Linked DNA regions of Homo sapiens: region 1 is linked to region 2. The links are chromatin loops, found by intact Hi-C in ENCODE. Cell type or tissue: OCI-LY7. All regions are shown on one strand. Each heading gives the region's core, and the rest is flanking DNA. Links, peaks and the distances in the headings are about the cores only.

What was found. A loop is a pair of places that touch in the nucleus more often than their neighbours do. Peaks named below come from ENCODE experiments on the same cell type or tissue, not always from the same donor. Only the 100,000 strongest peaks of a DNase experiment are listed, where the experiment ranks them.
Region 1: a loop joins it to region 2, with 4 times the contacts of the local background. A loop is called at or near these places in 23 of 110 quality-filtered maps.

What each region holds. Positions count from the first base shown.
Region 1 is chr7:1,148,028-1,154,147 of GRCh38, reverse strand. ZFAND2A (zinc finger AN1-type containing 2A) reads left to right here. Exons shown (of 5, transcript NM_182491.4): 5 at 924-1,241. The coding sequence ends at 1,079. Among named protein-coding and RNA genes, the nearest start is that of ZFAND2A, 9.1 kb to the left of the region's middle. In OCI-LY7, for the core only: no CTCF peak of the experiment used is centred there; DNase peaks (open chromatin) are centred at 2,287, 2,767 and 3,327; H3K4me3 peaks cover 523 bases; H3K27ac peaks cover 2,500 bases.
Region 2 is chr7:1,083,992-1,090,111 of GRCh38, reverse strand. All of the region lies in intron 2 of CHLSN (cholesin), which reads left to right. It overlaps GPER1 (G protein-coupled estrogen receptor 1), which reads right to left and starts at 1,999. Exons shown (of 2, transcript NM_001098201.3): 1 at 1,791-1,999. In OCI-LY7, for the core only: CTCF peaks have their summits at 2,846 and 3,052 (motif pointing left); DNase peaks (open chromatin) are centred at 3,011, 3,431 and 4,101; H3K4me3 peaks cover 2,500 bases; H3K27ac peaks cover 2,500 bases.

The DNA of each region.
Region 1 (6,120 bases), core at 1,895-4,394, 64 kb before region 2:
TGATGGGGACAACCTCCACTGTCCCAGGGCTCCTGGAGCCAGTGCCTCTGTGGGGCTTGCCTGTCATCTGTGCTTGGCCTCCTTCCCTCCCGCTCCCTGCTTCCTGGCTGCCTCTCTCTGTTGTCCTCCCAGCAGCACCTCCGGGCCATCTTCACGGGAATCCCCAGCTTCAATGCTGACCGGCTTTTTTTTTTCTTTCTTTTTAAAGGGACGAACTCTTGCTCTGTCGCCCAGGCTGGAGTGCAGTGGCACAATCTCAGCTCACTGCCGCCTCTGCCTCCTCTAGCAATTCTCCTGCCTCAGCCTCCCAAGTAGCTGGGATTACAGGCACCACGCCACCATGCCTGGCTAATCTTTTATATTTTAGTGGAGATGGGGTTTCACCATGTTGCCCAAGCTTGTCTCGAACTCCTGAGCTCAGGCAATCCACCCATCTTGGCTTCCCAAAGTGCTGGGATGACAGGCGTGAGCCACTGGGTCCAGCCCCATGTTCTTCTTACCTGCACTGAGATGGTCAAATGAAACTTTGCATCTGTACTCTGTGCAGACAGGAACTGTGTCCAGTTTAAATGGGAATGTTCTTACCGGAGGCTGTTAAAGAATTTAAGGCCAGCACAGTGGCTCACACAGGTAATCTTAGCACTTTGGGAGGCCAAGGCGGGAGGATCACCTGAGGCTGAGTTTGAGACCAGCCTGGGCAGCATGGCAAGACCCCATCTCTGTGAAAATAGACAAAATTAGCTGGACGTGGCGGTGTGTGCCTGTAGTACCAGGTACTAGGCTGAAGCAGGAGAATCACTTGAGTCCAGGAGGCAGAGGTTGCAGTGAGCCAAGATCAAGCCACTGCACTCCAGCCTGGGCAACAGAGCGAGACCCTGTCTCCAAAAAAAGAATTGCTTGTTGAAGTCACTTTGCTCTCTTAGATTTTTACATACCGTTGCTCAAAAGAGGGCTGCAAGAAGAAAGAGATGCTGCAGATGGTATGTGCCCAATGTCACGGCAACTTCTGTATCCAGCACAGACACCCTTTGGACCACAGCTGCAGACACGGGAGTCGCCCCACCATCAAAGCTGGGTGAGAAGAGACTCCGCTGCGATGGCTCGGAGCACGCAGTAGCATGCGTGGAAGCAGCTTACACTCTAGTGGGAAGTGGAGCCCCATTGAGCACCATCCCACACTGGCTGCTGATCTTGTTTGTTGAGGGAGATGGGACTATAATAAAATTGAATGCTGAAGTTGATTCTAGTTGTTCTCATTGCCCACTGCTGCCGTCACCAAGTACTAAAAACTGGGTGGCTCAAACCATAGAAATCGGTTCTTTCACAGTTCTGGGGGCTGGAGGTCCAGGCGCAGGATGTCGGCAGGGCCAGCCCCTTCTGAGGGCTGCGGGGAGCATCGGCTGCGTCTCCCCAGCATCTCGGGGCTCGTCAATGCACAACCCCCGTCTCCACCTTCATCTTCACATGGCATTCTGTGTGTGTCCCGACTTCCCCTTTTTGTAAGGATGCTGGTCATGTGATCCCACAGTCGTGACCTCTGAAAAGACCCTGTGTCCACAGAAGGTCACACTCTGAGGTCCCGAGTCTAGGGCTCCAGCATGTCTTGTGGGGACATGATTCAACTCGTAATGCTAATGTTTGTCAAATCGAGAAGCATCTGTATTTGCCTCAACTGTTGCACCTGGTGGTGTCTGGCGTCCATCCCTGGGCCAGGCCAGTGGTAGTTGCTTACCTGCAGGAAGCTGTGTGGGTTCTTGCGGTCAGCACATGGAGGCTGAGCTGATCCATCCACCCTCTCTGTAGGTGCTCACCCATGACAGTCTCTGAATCCAGGCCGTTGGGAGATTTCCTCACCCTGGCTCCTGGCGGGCTGGCCCAGCGACTCGGGTACTGGTTCACCCGGCTCATGTGAACGCAATTTCGTCTGTGTGGGGTGCTGCAGCTCTTGGTTGGTGAACACGGAAAGGTTGCTGTGTGTAACTGCACAGTGTGACGCGATGCTCCAGTGGTGCGACTTCGTCAGGATGGATGAAGGACACAGGACTGGGACCCCAAGTTACAGAAGCAGCTCGCTCCAGCACAACCTTTCGGCAGCAGCAGCATCATACAGCTGGTTTCTGAAACACCTTTTCTGCCCTCCAAGATCCTCTGACATGATCAACATTCCTGCATCATCAAGACAAACCTGAAAAGAGCTGTTCTTTGTTCTTTTTGGTGGAAAGTGATGAGGTCCTTCCCGTTTGCACTGCCGTGTGGGTTATTTCCACTCTAGGTAACTTCCGCCTTCAGGTACTCCCCATACTTCTAATGGCCCAGCAGCACCTCCGGGCCATCTTCACGGGAATCCCCAGCTTCAATGCTGGCTGGCTTTGCTTTTTTTTTTTTAAAAGGGATGAAGTCTTGCTCTATTGCCCAGGCTGGAGTGCAGTGGCACAATCTCAGCTCACTGCCACCTCTGCCTTCCAGGTTCTAGCAATTCTCCTGCCTCAGCCTCCCGAGTAGCTGGGATTACAGGCACCAAACTGCCATGCCCGGCTAATCTTTTATATTTTAGTGAAGATGGTTAGCCTGAAACCTTGAAACTTCCCCACTGAAATACACAAACTAGGCCGGGCGTAGTGGCTCACACCTGTAATCTCAGCACTTTGGGAGGGCAAGGTGGGTGGATCACCTAAGGTCAGGAGTTCAAAACCAGCAAACACCAGACAGCTCACTTGCGCTCTTCACCATGTCACCTCTGTAACGATGTGACTATCTGGCCAAGAAGGGGGAAGGACATCCACCTGCCTGGCCGAGGGTTCTTGTCCAGCGGCGGCCACAGGTGCTACTCGCATTGTTTGAGGGCACAGCTGCGTGCCCGTTCCTGACCTCCAAGGGGCTGGGACACTGTGTGAGAGAAGGTGTGTCTTCCTGGACCACTTGTCCCTGCCACGGTCAACTTCTTAAAACAGGCACAGTTCAGCCAGGCGCAGTGGCTCACGCTTGTAATCTCAGCACTTTGGGAGGCGGAGGCAGGCGGATCACCTGAGGTCAGGAGTTTGAGACCAGCCTGGTCAACATGGTGAAACCCCATGTCTACTAAAACAAAAATTAGCCAGGTGTGGTGGTGGTACACGCTTGTAATCCTAGCTACTCAGGAGGCTGAGGCAGGAGAATCACTTGAACCTGGGAGGCGGAGGTTGCAGTGAGCCCAGATTGTGCCACTGCACTCCAGCCTGGGCAACAGAGCAAGACTGAATCTCAAAAAAAAAAAAAAAAAAGGCACAGTTGTCAGCAGCCAGCAAGCCCGAGAGCTGCTTTGCACCTGGATCTATTTCAGCACCAACAAGAAAGTTGCAAAATGCCACCTGTTGAAGATGGCTCTGTCCAGTGATGAAGCAGTGGAAACTTCCAGAAGTGACTTAAAACTACAATGGCAGGAACTAGGGCTTCCACAAGTGCCAGAGATTACAGGAGACTGGGTTTTATAGGTTTGAAGAGCAGAAAGCCAAAACGGGAGGGAAGGGGGGTAGTGAGGTGCACAGTCCTTTGTGGCTCAGATGACAGATGCGGCCTTCGTGGCCTGACACTTTCCACCACCGTCTGATTTTGTGAAGTGATGAACACGGGTAACGTAAATACTGGTGTTAGATTTATACTGACAGCCGCTCTGCTCATCAAGAGTGCAGTGATTTCCTGGGAACTTAGGGGGTGTCAGGGAATAAGGTGAAACAAAATTCCCCCAAGTTCTGTCCTGTTCTGAACTGCCCTGGCCATCCAGCTGTGCCCACCAGATGTCCCGCTGAGACAGTTCACAAAAACACAAGCCACTGCCTTTTTTTTTTCTGCTTTCACCATCTAAAAATGTAACGGGAAGGGTTTGTATTCTGTTGGCGTTCTGCAAAAAGGTGGTCAGACCTGCAGTCAGGGGAACGATGTTTCTGTCGATGACGGACCGTGTATATGTTGGTGATCGCAGAACATACTGTATTTTCACTATATCTTTTTTTTTTAATCTGACAAACTTTTTTGCTTTTATTTTAATTGACATAATTGTACATATTGATGGGGTACATTGTGGTATTTGGAGGAGTTTGAGACCAGCCTGGCCAACATGATGAAACCCTGTCCCTACTAAAAATACAAAAATTAGCCGGGCGTGGTGGTGCATGCCTGTAATCCCAGCTACTTGGGAGGCTGAGGCAAGAGGATCGCTTGAACCCGGGAGGCAGAGGTTGCAGTGAGCAGAGATCGTGCCATTGCACTCCAGCCTGGGTGATAGAGCAAGACTCCATCTCAAAAAAAAAAAAAAAAACTTAAGAACAAGCTAGTCACCCTGCAGTCCCACAGAACACTGGGATGGAATCCTCCCAGCAAGCTGGACCGCACCACGCCTAGGTTTGGAAGCACAAACACGCAGCGCCGTGCCGCAGTGGCCTACAGCATTCAGCGCAGTAGCACTCTGCACGCATTTGTAGCCTGGGAGCCACAGGCTATGCCCTACAGCCTGGGTGTGGAGGAGGCCGCACCATCGAGCTCTGTGTAAGTCCCTGTAGGATGCTTGCACGACAATGCAATCACCTGGCCGTGCACATCCCTGACGGTGGGTGACATGTGACCGTTGCTATGCTTATTTCATGGTGTCTGTCCTAGGCCGGCGGTTCCCAAGCCCTAGCCTGTGTCAAAACACAGGGCTCCTTACGGGAGGGTGCTGGACCCCACCCCGAGGCCCTGGTTCTGTGGTCTGAGGTGGACTCAGGTTTACACCTGGAGCTGCCCGGGTGACACGTCTGGTCTGGGACTGCACTTGGACAAGCCACTTCCCTGCGTCTGCAGCACCTCTGGCCTCGTGTGCTGTGGAGCAAGGAAAACGCAGCCAGCACAGTGTTCGGTGTGGTTAAGTTTAAAAACCACTAACTTGGTTCAGTCAGTGGAAAACAGGTACGTTAGGAACCTGGGTGTGTGAACTGTGAATCTGCAGATCAGGTGTTCTAATGAAAAAATGTTTTTAATTTTTAAAGTCTTGAGAAACAAAGTTCTGATAATTTAATGTCCAAACTGAGATGTATCCAGCCGGGCCCAGTGGCTTATGCCCGTAATCGCAGTACCTTGGGAGGCTGATGTGGGCGGATTGCTTGAGCCCAGATGTTTGAGATAGGACTGGGCAATGTAGTAAGACGTTGTCTCTCAAAAAAAATAAATAGCCAGACAGATGGTGCATGCATGTGGTCCCAGTTACTCAGGAGACGTCAAGGCTGCAGTGAGCTGTGATCACACCACTGCACTCCAGCCTGGGTCACAGAGAGCAAGACTGTCTCATTAAAAAAAAAAAAAAAAAAAAAAAACAAAACAAGGCCAGGCGCAATGGTTCACGCCTGTAATCCCAGCACTTTGGGAGGCTGAGGCGGGTGGATCACAAGGTCAGGGTTCGAGACCAGCGTGGCCAACATGGTGAACCCTGTCTGTACTAAAAATACAAAAATTAGCCAGGCATGGTGGCAGGTGCCTGTAATCCCAGCTACTCAGGAATCAGGAGAATCACTTGAACCCAGGAGGGAGAGGTTGCAGTGAGCCCAGATTGTGCTGTTGCACTCCAGCCTGGCCCACGGAGTGAGACTCTGTCTCAAAAAAAAAAAAGTATCCAAAACACACTGGGCTTTGAACATAATACCAAATTATCTATCTATCTATATCTCACTGTTAAAGGTATTGTTTACATGTTGCCTTTATTGTAGAGTGGGGTCCAGGCACCCACTGGGAGGCTTGGAACAGATCCCCAGAGGATAAACGGGGACTGCTGTATAATTTTTGTAGCACAGAGTTAGAAGTGTGTGTATATTTCTAGAAATGCAAATAAAACCAAGGCCTGAAGAGTAAAAAAATATTTACATGTTGAAATAATATTTTGAATATGCTAGGTTAATAAAACATTAAAATGAATTTCACTTGGGTTTTACTGTGACTGCTCAAAATTTTGAAACTGGGTGGTCAGCTCGGTGCTGTCCCTGTTAGATGGCGTTGTCTAGCTCTCCCACCAAAGGCCAAACAGCCCTGGCACATTTTCTCAGCGGGGAGAGGCGGCGCCTGGTTCATGCATTGCGTTTTCTGTCTTCGATTTGACGGAGTATTGAAGTATAAAAC
Region 2 (6,120 bases), core at 2,114-4,613:
TTTTGAAATCATTAGGAGTTATTGTTTTGAATGTTTTTTTTTTTTGGTCACCCAGGTTGGAGTGCAGTGGCACAATCTCGGCTCACTGCAACTGCCGCCTCCCGGGTTAGAGTGGTTCTCCTGCCTCAGCCTCCTGAGTATCTGGGATTATAGGTGTGCACCACCACGCCTGGCTAATGTTTTATATTTTTAGTAGAGATGGGGTTTTACCATGTTGCCCAGGCTTGTATCGAACTTCTGACCTGTAGTGATCTGCCCGCCTTGGCCTCCCACGGTGCTGGGATTACAGGTGTGATCCACCGCGCCGGGCCAGGGGTTATTGTTTTGAAGTGCTGCAAAACCAGACTAGAGATTTGTTGACCTATTGCTTGAAAATACTTACTTAAAAAAAAAAAAAAAAAAAAGGCTGGCCTATAATCCCAGCACTTCAGGAAGATGAGGTGGGAGGATTGCTCAAGTTCAGGAGTTCGAGACCAGCCTGGGTAACATGGCGAAACCCTGTCTCTACTAAAAAAAGACAAAAAAAGTAGCTGGGCATAGTGGTGTGCGCCTGTAGTCCCAGCTACTCGGGAGGCTGAGGCAGGAGGATCGCCTGAGCCTGGCAGGTAGAGGTTGCAGTGAGCCAAGATCACACCACTGCACTCGAGCCTCAGCCGAGATCACACCACTGCACTCGAGCCTCAGCCGAGATCACACCACTGCACTCGAGCCTGAGCTACTGCAGTGAGGCCCCATCTCAAAAACAGGCGGGTGGGGAAGACAAGATGAATCACTGCCTCTGTGTCAGTTATTCTAAAAGTACTGAATAACCTTCACTTAGCTGGGGCTGGTGAATTTGATTTTGGTTATTTTGCACTCTTGATTCATCTTTAGTAGATAATACCATTGAACAGCATAAATGCCTCTGCTCTCAGGCTCTGTCGGGAAGGTTGAAAGACTCCGCATTTCGCCTCTGTATTTAATTTCTTAAAAACGGCACAGAGGACTTGTTTTGCTCTTTAAATGTAGAAATTTTGGAACGTATTAGACCGTGGCGTGGCAGGAAGTTTAAAGGTGGGCAGAACCCTCAACTTAACGTTTATTTTCTTTCCTAATTTTGTTAAATGAACTCCAAGGGAAAAATAGTTTAAAAACGAGTCATTCATTTCTTTCCCATGTAAATTGAGTCTTTTGATCGTTGCCAGACACCGAGAAGATACGGGACCTGGTGTCTGATGTGTCCTAGTGTCTGATGTGGTCCTGGGTGAGAGGAACCTAGTGTGCCATTCACCACTGGCCCCACGTCCTCACTGGAGGTGGCCATGGAGTTATAAACAGTGCAATACCTCATTTCAGATTTCCTCTGCTTGTCATAGAGAAATAAAGCCACACTTTAGTCAGCTGTATTAAGTCTGCATCTGTCAAAAGGCGTGTGGCCCTCCCAGGGCTTCAGGGTTGGTGAGAGTGACTGGGGCACCGCAGGGCAGGGCAGAGTGGGCACCCTCATTTTCTTGAAGTGAGACACGTTCTTGCTGGGACAGAACGTGACGGAATACTGGGTCCTGCTTTCAGCACGAGTTAGAAAGGCCGTCCAGGCAAAGCCCCTGCTGCGGTCACGCTGAGACCACCGGAGCTCCGGGGGAGAGGGGTCTGTGCCTTGAGTTTGGGAAGCTGGGTGCTGCTCTCACCAGGGGGTGAGGTGTCTGGTCTGTGTTCAGCTGTTCCCATAACAGGACAGCGGCCTGGGTGGCACCACCCACCCGCTCCCCTAGTCAGTGGTATGGCACCGCCAGGCCGAGGCTGAGTCCTACCTGGGTTGCAGCCCCTTCTGTGCTCCTGGAAGCCTCCTTGGTCAGGCCCATCAGGCTGGAGGTGCACTTGGAACCCGCTGCAGGAGGTGTACCTCTGCTGGACCTGCCGAATGCCTGAGCAGGGCTAGAGAGAGGAAGAGACCCGCCCTGGGAGCCCGCGAGGGAAGGTTCCCGGCTGGCTGGCGGGTGCGTCCTCCCTCTGAGCCAGTGAGTCTGCCCCTTGGCACAGGGCTTTATAGGCCCCCTCCGCCCCGCTCCTCTCTGGCTCCTCTCTGGCCAGGCTCTGGGCGGCCTCCTCAGAAGGCTAGTGTTAACCATTTTTTTGCTGGCCCTTTTTCTCCCACACTTTGGCAATCAGCTCAGTTCTACTAGACTTGTTTTTGTGGAAGTTTCTGGTTTAACTGCTTTTCTTCACCCACAGATACAAACCTTTCTTTAAGTTTGAAGGCATCATACTAGGTGTTGTGTATCTTTTAGGCAATAACCTGTCCTCCTGGGTTGAAGCAAGCAATATTCTTGTTTTTGCAACTGACCTGCGTTAAACACTAAATTTCATAATTAACTTAGTAGCATGTGCATGATCCATAAAGAATTTAACAGGAATTTCACAGACATTTGCAGAGAGAAGTGTAATCCCAAGAAATAGGCATTTCTGACAAGTAACTTAGGAATCTGAGTACTGGTTAAGCATCTGGAAATCTGAAATCCAGAGTGCCCCACAGTCCGACACTGTTGGAGCGTCGTGACACAAGTGGAAAATTCCACACCTGACCTCGTGTGGCGGGCTGCAGTCCAGGCAGTTCAAAGTTTGTTTTATGCATGAAATTGTTAAAAGTGTTTTTATAAAGTTGCCTTCAGGCAGTGTGTATAAGGTGTGTATGAAACACAAATGAATTTCGTATTTAGCTTTCTCATTCTGTACCTGCAGATATTCCAAAATCTGCAAAAATCTGAACTCCGAAACTCTTCCGGTCCCAAGCATTCAGACCAGGGACCCTCAGCCGGTAGTTTTCTCTGAGTGTTAGCGGTGCCTCAGGTCCCTCCTCCCGCGCTCGCTGCAGAAGCGTCGGAACTTACCTGCCGTCCAGATGTTGGTGGCCTCTTCCCCACCAGGGCCGCCTCTCCTGCTCATGGTTGCGGATTTCACAGTCTCGTGCAGGCGGAGAATAAACCTCCCTCCCCGGACTCTCGGGGCCGCTGAACTGCCTCATGCGGGGCGGCCACTTCCGAGTGCGCCCCCTACTGGCCATTTGAATTTTCACTCGCCGCTTCGGGAACCGATGGCCGCCCCATGAGGGCAGAGCGAGGCCCCCCAAGCCCGCGTGGGCTGTCCAGGCCGAAGGGGTCCTCAGGCACCGCCAGCCCCGGCTCTCCAGGCGGAGGGGTGGGTCTTCCTCAGAAGGGAACTTCAGCGAATCTCACTCCTACTTCTAGGTGTCGTTTTCCCTCTGTAATGTTTTGAAGTGGTGAGATTGAATGCTGAGTGATCCTTTGTCCGCTGAGTATGAGTAATGCGGCTGCTGCAGCCTGAGGCGTGGTTCAGAGACCTGCGTGGGCTCCCCCCTTCCCCCTCCCCCCCAGGAGAGCTGGTGCAGGCAGAGGACTGGGGTGCTGGGCCTCCAGGTGCACTCGGCCCCTCGGGACCTGCTCCCCGCCAGGAGAGCTGGTGCAGGTGCAAGAGTGGGGTGCTGGGCCTCCAGGGGCACTCGGCCCCTCGGGACCTGCTGGGGCTCAAGGCATCTGTGCAATAGCAATTTAAAGTCTTTCAGATGTGTATTTTAGGAAATATACACACATTTCCTAAACAGAATGCTGTGTTAATTTTTTAATGGAAAAATACTAACGTGGAGTTTTCTTCCAGCAGTAGAAAGTTGACAACTCTAATATGTACCTTTTTGTATTTGGATGATAAAGAGCTGATTTGCTCTTAGACATTTTTTGACCAGCTGTGAAGTTGAGATGATTTCAGCATTAAAAATGCCTGAGACACAATTTTGAAAGATGTGAGTCATGAGAAAGTACAGAAAAAAATAAGTAAAATAAAAATTCAAACCTTGAAATAGCTGAGACATGTCACTTAAAAATAGCTGCACCCTGCTAGTGCAAACCCATGGCTTCTGGTCTCTCTGCCCATCCCAGCGGCTGAGGAAGAGCTCAGCTCCCAAGCTCTCCACTCACGTGCCCTGGGTTTCCTGGGGAGCCTGCCCTGGGCGGGCGAGTGGCCGATACTCCTAGATTTCCTGCTTGCAGCATAGAGTCAGCGGATCGGGGCATCTGGGTCTTGGAGCGCAGCCTTCTCCTGTGGGCACTGGGCGGGTAAGTAACTTGTACTGTACAGCTACTGATGTAAGAGACAGGGCCCGGACTGCAGGAACTTCCGTCTCCAAGACCTACTTAATACTTGATGTGTGACGGCATGGCAGGAATCTCGTGGACTATTTGTAAGGCATAGAGACCTTTTGCCGATTTTTAAATCTTTTTTTTTTTTTGAGACAGGATTTTGCTCTGTTGCCCAGGCCAGTGTGCAGTGGCCTGATCTCAGCTCACTGCAGCCTCCACCTCCCAGGCTCAAGCCATCCTCCCACCCCGGCCCCTGAGTAGCTGGGACTACAGATGCGAGCCGCTAATTTTTTTTTTTTTTTTAATTTTTTTGTAGAGATAAGGTCTCACTGTATTGCCAAGGCTGGTCTTGAACTCCTGGGCTCAAGAGATCCTCCTGTCTCAGCCTCCTTCAGTGTAGAATGTGACATTGTACACATGCATGCTGGGCGCTGTGCGGTGCTCTGCGTGCTTGATCTTAGGTCACCCTCCTTCAGAGCCTGTGAGGCAGGGCTGTCCTTCTCCCCGTCTCATGGTTGCAGAAACTGACTGCAGGGAGGTGGTGTCACCGCGGCCTCACAGCTGGCCAGGAGCAGATCTGGGAGGGGCCGGCTGACTCTGAGCACATGGTCTCGGCCTGTACACCAGAGGCGTCCTGGGTCAATAGTCATCTTTTCAGGCACTGATTTCCTTGTTGGATCTGATGTCGTTATGAATTTTTAAGAAGTGAAAATATTTTTCTGTTCATCCCCAGGATAGAATAAAAGGAAAGAACTTCAAGGGGAATTTCATCTGATCATTGCTTATTGAGCTAAATGCACACATAGCCAAATACTGGATAATGCATAGAGAAAAACACGCACAAAGTAAGGCAGTGTGTCTCCAGCTTCAGGAGCCCTCCCGAGTGAATGCCACGTAGGAAACCTTGGCCCTCGCCTTTGACCCTTCAGTCCTCGCGTGCAAAGCCCAGTCCTTGTGCTGAGAGGCCCCAGACACAGGGCCTGCAGTGCCTTCCCAGCGCCCCTCCCTCTGCCAGCACTGACTGACTGAGCAACCCCTTCCTGCTCCCTGTCCCATCCCCAGTCCTCTCCCATGCCCTCCATGGTAGGCAGCAGCATGGGTCCCCCTGATTCTGCAGGAGCAGAGCCCTCAGGGAGTTGCATGTCGCCGTCCAAACAACCCTGGTTTTCAGCGTTGCCGGCTCCAGCCCGGGTTCCACTTCCTCACCCCACGTGCTGTGTGATACCGGGCAACGTCTCTAACCTTCCTGAGCCTCAGTGCCCATCTGTACAGTGGGGGTGCGTGGGTCTACACGGTTCTGTGAGATCCCACACACCCCTTGTCTCTGCTGGGCGGAGTGAGGCTTCCCTTCCCACCAACTGCTGCTCCTTTTCAAGGGGAGCGGTCCACCAGGGGCAAGGGTGGGGCGGCACTGCCTGAGATTAGCCCAGTCCTGGCTCATTCGCTTCTCCCCCATAGGCACAAGGGAGGGAGCAGTTGGTTGGAGGTGCTCACAGTACCACGCGCCGGATCCACCTTACAGGGGAGACATCAAGCTGTGTGCAGAAGGAATTCTAGAGCTAACACATGCTGGAAGACAGCCCGAGGTTCGGAGAAGTGCGCCGTGTCTCACATGCCAGGCGGACACATTCTCTGATGATGGAGAGTCAAGGGAGGCCGAGAGCCCCTTCCCACGCCCCCGGGAGGGCATCGCTGGCGTCCCCCGCCTCCGCGTGACATGCAGGAGCACCCTCGGGCATCCGATCCTCACAGGCCTGGAGCATTAAGGAGACATGCACCAGCAGCCCCTTTATAGAAAGAGCCCAGGTCCCAAGGAAGCTGTGTGTGGGGTGTGCGGGTTTTGCCGCACCAGTGGCAGGCGGGGTTGGAACTCTGCTCCAATTTCTGCATTCCGTGCCATATCCTGACTTTAGGGACATCCTGTGACCTCCCCTCAGACAGACTTGCCATGTCTTCCATCTGTTCCATTCCGGCCTGGGGAGGTTAGCTG